Regions from separate parts of the Homo sapiens genome. Here region 1 is linked to region 2. Evidence: read pairs that join two places in POLR2A ChIA-PET (ENCODE). Cell type or tissue: Caco-2. All regions are shown on one strand.

The links. Peaks named below come from ENCODE experiments on the same cell type or tissue, not always from the same donor. Only the 100,000 strongest peaks of a DNase experiment are listed, where the experiment ranks them.
Region 1: POLR2A ChIA-PET joins it to region 2 with 6 read pairs; 4 of 35 experiments call an interaction of 5 or more read pairs at or near these places.

The regions. Positions count from the first base shown.
Region 1 is chr9:98,062,987-98,066,986 of GRCh38, forward strand. The region is part of intron 2 of NANS (N-acetylneuraminate synthase); the gene reads left to right. It also overlaps a transcript of TRIM14 not described here. Among named protein-coding and RNA genes, the nearest start is that of NANS, 8.3 kb to the left of the region's middle. In Caco-2, no CTCF peak of the experiment used is centred here; no DNase peak of the experiment used is centred here.
Region 2 is chr9:98,175,598-98,179,597 of GRCh38, forward strand. The region is part of intron 1 of CORO2A (coronin 2A); the gene reads right to left. Among named protein-coding and RNA genes, the nearest start is that of CORO2A, 15 kb to the right of the region's middle. In Caco-2, no CTCF peak of the experiment used is centred here; DNase peaks (open chromatin) are centred at 1,514 and 2,643.

The DNA of each region.
Region 1 (4,000 bases), 110 kb before region 2:
AGTACAGTGGCGTGATCTCGGCTCGCTGCAACCCCCGCCTCCCAGGTTGAAGCGATTCTCCTGTCTCAGTCTCCCAAGTATGCATGCACCACCAGGCCTGGCTGATTTTTTTTGTATTTTTAGTGGAGACAGGGTTTCACCATGTTAGCCAGGCTGATCTCAAACTCCTGACCTCAGCCCATCCGCCCGCCCCAGCCTCCCAAAGGTCTGGGGATTACGGGTGTGAGCCACCATGCCCAGCCCAGTTTTATTTTTTGTTGTTGTTTGCTTGTTTTGAGACAGAGTCTCACTGTCTCCCAGGCTGGAGTGGAGTGGTGTGATCTCAGCTCACTGCAACCTCTGCCTCCCAGGTTCAAGTTATTCTCATGGCTCAGCCTCCTGAGTAGCTGGGATTACAGGCACCTGCCACCAGGCCCAGCTAAATTTTGTATTTTTAGTAGAGATGGGGTTTCACCATGTTGGCCAGGCTGGTCTCGAACTTTTGACCTCAGGTTATCCATCTGCCTCAGCCTCCCAAAGTGCTGGGATTACAGGTGTGAGCCACTGTGCCTGGCCTAGTTTTTTTTGTTTTTTGAGATGGGATCTTGTTTTGTCACCCATGCTGGAGTGCAACGATGCAATCATAGCTTACTGCAGTCTCAAACTCCTGGCCTCAAGTGATCCTCCTGTCTCAGCCTGCTGAGTAGCTGGGACTACAGGCATGTGCCAACACGCTTGGCTAATTAAAAAAAAAATTTATAGAGACAGGGTCTCACTGTGTTGCCCAGATTGATCTTGAACTCCTGGCCTCAAGTGATCCTCCCATCTAGGCCTCCCAAAGTGCTGGGATTACAGGTTTAAGCCACTGCACCCAGCCTGTTTTTTTGTGCTAATAAGTAGTGCTGAGATAGACATCTTTTCTCTGTTTGGGGTTGTTTCCTTAAGATGGCTTCTTAGAAATAGATTTTTAGGTAAAACCTTAGAACATTTTTATGGGTCTTGAAACACTTTTTCTTTTGGTCAACCAGGTTATTTGAAGCAGACTTCTGACTCTGTGCCACTTTTCCAGTTCTAAAACATGTGTGTCGACTGAGTTGAAAGAAGCACACATGCAGCTCAGGCCAGAGGTAATGGGTGGTTTAAAAAAGGAGGAAGGTGGAGAACCTAGGCCTCTAGAGAACTTGGCAGTTTCAGGCTACACTTCTGTAGACCAAATTCATTCCTTAATTCACAGCATTCGTACGCATGACATTCTTCAAATGCAGTTGTGTACTTAACAATCCTAATTCCCTATTTTTTTTTTTTAAAGACGGAGTCTTGGTCTGTTGCTCAAGCTGGAGTGCAATGGCACGATCTTGGCTCACTGCAACCTCCACCTCCCGGGTTCAAGTTATTCTCGTGCCTCAGCCTCCTGAGTAGCTGGGATTACAGGCGCCTGCCACCACACACGGCTAGTTTTTGTATATTTTTAGTAGAGATGGGGTTTCACCATGTTGACCAGGCTGGTCTTGAACTCCTGACCTTCAGTGATCCGCCTGCCTCGGCCTCCCAAAGTTCTGGGATTACAGGTGTAAGCCACCGCACCCGCCCTAATTCCCTACTTTTGAAGTACACATTATTGTTTATGAAGCATCTTCACATACAGTAATATATTTTATCCCTACAGTGCCCCATTTTACAGATGAAGAAATGGAGGACCAGAGGGGCCAGAAGTTTGTTCAGTATCACACAGTTAGGAAATGGGTCTTAAAGGTAGCAGATCTGATGCCTAGAGCAGTATGCTTTCCACAGTCCCTCAGCTGCTGCTGCCTGGCTGGCAGCCCAGGCTTCCCAGAGCGTAGACTCCCACTGTGAATGCCTGAAAGCTCAGGAGAGTCTCCGCATGCACCACGCTCGGTACCAGTTCAAGACTGAAGTTGGCTGGAGAGTCTCTGGGCCCAAGAGCTGCCTTGGGAGTGGGGACAGATTTTTTTTTTAAACCTACGTAAAAAGGTTAGTTAGATATATTGCTGATCTTCAGTTAATTACTGCCCTGCAACCTGGGGCAGGGGCCTCACTCTGCATCCAGTTTCAAATCTGAGACCTGGGTTTGCTCAAATTCAGTTCAAACTGGTGACATAGCAGCCTGCATTCAGAAAGGAATAGGTCTTGTAAGTATCAACAACAGAACCAAAGGGACATTATTGTGTTAATCCTTCTGGGCGTACTCACAGCCCAGGAGAGTTTCTGAGATTGTATGTGGTGTCCTCTAAATAAATAGGATTGTTTTTCAACAGAGAATTACAATGTTTAGCTTCTGGTGAAATAATATTATTCTTTTAAAGTGTTAGTCACTCCTGGTGCTTTTTTTTTTTTTTTTTTTTTGAAACAGAGTTTCGTTATTGTTGCCCAGGCTGGAGTGCAATCAATGGTGCAATCTCGGCTCACTGCGACTTCCGCCTCCTGGGTTCAAGCAATTCTCCTGCCTCAGCCTCCCAAGTAGATGGGATTACAGGCGTCCACCACCATGCCCAGCTAATTTTTTTTTTTTTTTTTTTTTTTTTTTGTATTTTTAGTAGAGACGGGGTTTCACCATGTTGGCCAGGCTGGTCTCGAACTCCTGACCTCAGGTGATCCACCCTTCTTGGCCTCCCAAAGTGTTAGGATTACAGGCGTAAGCCTCTGCATCCAGCTGCTTTTTTTTTTTTCCCCCTGGAGACAGAATGATAACGGTTTGGCTGTGTCTCCACCGAAATCTCAACTTGAATTTTATCTCCCAGAATTCCCACGTGTTGTGGGAGGGACCCAAAGGGAGGTAGTTGAATCATGGGGGCTGGTCTTTCCCGTGCTATTCTCATGATAGTGAATGAGTCTCATGAGATCTGATGGGTTTATCAGGGGTTTCTGCTTTTGCTTCTTCCTCATTTTCTCTTGCTGCTGCCATGTAAGAAGTGCCTTTTGCCCCCCACCATGATTCTGAGACCTGCCCAGCCATGTGAAACTGTAAGTCCAATTACAGCTTACAGCCTTCCCCAGAGTAATCACTTTGAGAAGCACTTTCATTTGGAGGACTAAGTCCTAACCTGGTTGTTAAAAATAATTAGGCTCAGTAGTTTTGTCATCCCTCCTCCTCCATAGTTGCTTCCCCAGGACACAGTTTTTCTAAAACTTGACCATACCTAGTGTTGAATCCATAGTAAGGAGAAATGTTATGTGTGCATTTCATTGCAGTGACAATTAAAAACAATAATAACCAATCAGAGTAATGAGAAGTATATGAAGGCGGTTTCCAAAGTGTGGTTCAGGAACCCCTGGGGGATTCATGAGCCCTTTCAGGAGGTCCACAAAGGCAAAGCTATTTCCATAATGATACTCAAATGTTATTTGTCCTTTCCATCATCATTCTCACAAGTATATAGTGGAGTTTTCCAGAGGCTAGGTGATGTGTGATGACATCATTCCTCTGGCAGCGGCTCACCTAATGGAAGGTGTGTTGTGTGTCTTTTTAAAGAACAGTTTTATTGACACACCATCCAATTCACCCAATCGAGGGTACAATTCAGTGGTGTTTAGTAATATTTACAGAGTTGTGCAACCATTAATACAATTACCGTTAGAACATTTTTTATCACCCCCAAAGGAAAAACTACCTATTAGCAGCACTCCTCAATTGCCCCAATTCTCCCAGGCCTAGGCAACCACTTACCGATTTTTTTTTTTTTTTGAGACAGAGTCTCGCTCTATTGCCCAGGCTGGAGTGCAGTGGTAGGATCTTGGCTCACTGCAACCTCCACCTCTCAGGTTCAAGCAATTCTCCTGCCTCAGCCTCCCGAGTAGCTGGGATTGCAGTCATGCACCACCCTGCCCAGCTAATTTTTGTATTTTTAGTGGAGACAGGGTTTCACCATGTTGACCAGGCTGATCTTGAACTTCTAACCTCAGGTGATCCACTTGCCTTGGCCTCCCAAAGTGCTGGGATTGTAGGTGTGAGCCACTGCGTCCAGCCTCAAATTTCTGTCTCTATAAATTTGCCTATTCTGGA
Region 2 (4,000 bases):
CCAGAGGCTGTAGGGAGGCTCTGAGGAAGAATGGATGCAGAGGGGCTGGTTTATTTATTACACAACACAATCGCATGGAGAGGCAGCAGCACAGTGGCTACTGACATGGTAGGGAACCTGCCTGCCGGGCTCAGACATCAGCCCTGCCACACACCAGCTGGGAGACATTGGGCCAGTTATCTACCTCTCTTGGCCTTGGGTTTTCTCATCCATAAAATGGGGATGATAACCATAAATGAGTTAATATCTGTCAAGCACTTAGAACCCAGCCTGGCACATGGTAAACTCAAAGTAAGTATTTGTTAAATAACTAAACTCAAAATAAGTAAATAATGGTAACCTTTATTGAGTACTCACTGTGAGCCAGGCACTGTCCTAAGCTATTTACCTGTATTCATGGATTGAAATGAACATTTAATAAAAATGAATATGGGCTTTGAGCAGGGCTTACAGATTAAACTAGAAGCACAAAGTGTTCATGGTCCTTTATTTTTCCTCAAAGCGGCAATATCAAAAGATCTAAACATTCGGCGGGGGGTGAGGGGTGTCACCTGTGCTGGGAGGCACCAAAACCCTCTGAACCGAATGAAAGCAGAGAAAGCCTTGTGCCCCTTATCAACCCATGAGTGTTGATTTAGAATCTAAAGCTCTAATTCTTCAGTTTTTAGCCAGACCCACTAATTCTCTCCCAAATCATATTACATCTAGGGGTAAGCACCAAATACAATACCCCAGAATTCTGCCCTTCTTTCCCCAGCACCCCACGTAAACAGTCTGATGGTTTTGGCTCGTACCAGTCTAGTGATGGGGAGCTCACCCCTGCTGGGGGAAGATGTGCTCAACCAGTGGACTTCCTCGCATCTACTGAACAGAAATCTACAATTTTCCCCACTGCCCTACCTGTTCCTGGAGCCCCGCCAGCCACATCCATTGTTTCTGCCCCTTGACAGCCTTCCAGAGATTGAAGACCTCTTAACTCAGGACCATGGGATGGCTCCACTGGGGGGTGGGGGTTTCTTGTGTGACTTGGTTTCCCATGTCCTCCCCATTTTGGTTGCCCATGTGCTCCAAGCTCTCCCCATCTTCCAGGTTATACTCGAACTCTGCAGATGGGGGCTGAGAACTCCTCAGCAGAGCAGGTCCCCAAAAGGATCCCAGATGTCACATCTCAGAACAAAAGCACTAGCCAGACCCCAAGAGATCGTGGGGTACAGAAAGAGGAAATGGAGTCAGCACGCCAAAGGCCACCCACACAGGGCAGAACCAGGAACAAGATCCAGGTCTCCAGCCTCCCAGTCCAAAAGAGTACGCTAAAACACAGAACAGAGTCCTGTCTTCCTGTACCTGGATACAGTACCAAACATTTTTGTTCCTTATCTGTGTTGCTCTAAGTAATAGTGGAAACTCGTTTGTGGAGGGACAAATTCCAAAGATGGTTAGGAAAGAAAGGCCTTATAATTGTGAGCTCAAGGGTCATTGGCCTTATCTAGGCTCTCCTGGACTCACACCTTTGAAAGGTGAACTGTGTTTCTCCAGAGAGTGCTTTAGGCTGGGAATGATGGCAGACCTTAGGTCTTTTCTGCTAGAAAGGCCGGCAGAGCATCAGCAGCCCCCACGATGTGAGGGGAAACCTGGAGCACATTCACTCCACCCACATTTTCCAAGTCCCCAGCTGGAGATAGCCCCTGTGCTGGGCTCTGTGGATGGAGGTATTCCCATGGGGTCTCTCCCCTTGGGAATGGGTAGAAAAATAGGGAAATCCCTACTGGAGCAACGCTTGATCACAAACGTGGTGGCGTGTTAGAGGTAGCAGGAGCAAGGAAAAGACCAGGAGGTTAGAGCAATGGGCTCCAAACTTTGTTTTTTTTTTTTTTTTTTTTTTTGAGACAGAGTCTGGCTCTGCTGGAGACCCAGGCTGGAGTGCAGTGGCACAATCTTGGCTCACCACAACCTCTGTGTCCCAGATTCAAGCGATTCTCCTGCTTCAGTCTCCAGAGAAACTGGGATTACAGGCATGTGCCACCACACCCGGCAAATTTTTTTGTATTTTTAATAGTGATGGGGTTTCACCATGTTGGCCTGGCTGGTCTCGAACTCCTGACCTCAGGTGATCTCCAAACTTTTTTGATCATTCACTCCTTCCACAAGAAAAAAAAAAAACAAACTGTGCTCACACCCCATTATCTTATATTATATACAAGTAATCATCATCAACCTCGCAAGACAAAACGTATACACAGAGTGAGATTCATCACTAACCAGAGTGACTGTAAATATCTATTTCAAAGTGTCCCCTAACATAAACAAACAAACAAACTTGAGCTGACAAACTTGTCAGACTTATTAGCTTGTCACTGTTTTTGTCCTGGGTCTTGTAGCTGATGAAGTGACTGCAATAGAAACCCCAGTGTTAATTCTCTCACTTTTTTTCTTTTTTAAATTTATTTTTATTAAAAACATTTTTTTAGAGACAGAGTCTCGCTCTGTCGCCTAGGCTGGAGTGCAGTGGTGCCATCATAGCTCATTGTAGCCTCCAACTCCTGGACTCAAGCAATCCTCCTGCCTCAGCCTCCTGAGTAGCTGGGACCACAGGCATGAGCCACCATGCCCGGCTAATTATTAAACTTTTCCTTGAGGCGGGGATTTGCTATGTTGCCCAGGCTTGTATCAAACTCCTAGCCTCAAGTGATCCTCTCGCCTTGGCCTCCCAAAGTACTGGGATTACAGGCCAGCACTCAACCTCTTCCATTCCCTTGTCTTCATGTACTAGCATTATTAGCATAGTAAGTAAGCACTGCTAACAAGTCACAATTTTTCAGTACGAATCTTTAAAAACCACGTGTCCATTCTGTAAGCGCTAGTTAGCTTAGAGTGGTGAATATAATTTGTAAATCCAATCTGGATTAATTAGTCTGGATTAACCTGGATTAATAAACCAGGTTAATTAATTGGGATAACTTGCCAAAAACAGACTAAAGAGTAAGGGAGTCCTCATTACCCTTTCTCAGAGTGTTTCCCCTTCTCTCTGGAGACTCCTGGACCACATGAGACAGGAGACTCCTGGACCACATGAGGCTGCCTGACACCCCAGCTGGCGAGTGTGTCTCCACCTGGCAAATGTGACTAAAGCTGAATTCTTTGTTCTATTTGTTTAGATATTTTTTCCTGCACCCCAATGTGCATCTTGCATAGATCACTTTGGAGGCAATTGGGATAGAAGATGAAGAGAGTCGGAGATAATTTTTAAGCTCAAAGGATGGCAGAAATGATCTAGTCTACCCTTCACTTTGCAGGTGAGGAAACAAGAACCTGAGAAGGGATGTGACTTGTCCAGGGTCACCTGGCTGGTCAGTGGCAGATCCTGGAGAGAATGCAAATCTCTAGGCCTTGATGCTACAAATGGCTGCTAAAAGTGGTCACAGTCTAGCTCTTTACCGGTCCTTTTACTTTACTGGTCCTTTTACTTTACTGTGCCTCTTGGTTGGGTTCACTCTGAAGCCTCAGTTTCCTCATCTGTAAAATGGAACGAATCAAACCAGCTCTTGGGCTGCTGTTTGAGTGCCGGTAAAGTCTCGCTGACATCTGCGGACTGGGAAGAAACCCTTCCCTAGGCTCTGGAAGGTCCTACTTGAGTGTCTGAGATCTGGGACCGCTAGAGCATGAGGATTCTGCCTCTGCCTACCAGCCACAGCAGTGACCCTGCAGGACGCGGAGACCCTGCTGCCCAGCATTGTGCTGGCCTGGGCCTGGCGTGTTGGTGGGCAGCTGTGGACATGGGTCCTGGGTCTCATGAAGCAATGACCTGCAATCCTGCTCCTATCTCTCATCCTCCCCATCTTCCAGGTCCTTCCTGCCTCCTCCAGGCTGTCCTCATCTCAGATCCCACCTCTCTAAAGCTGAGACCCCACTTGGGCTACTGGTAGATGGCAGCATCCTCTATTCCAAAACCTTCAATAGCTTCTCAGCTGGGGATTCAAAGCCAAGGTGTGGCCCAGGAGTA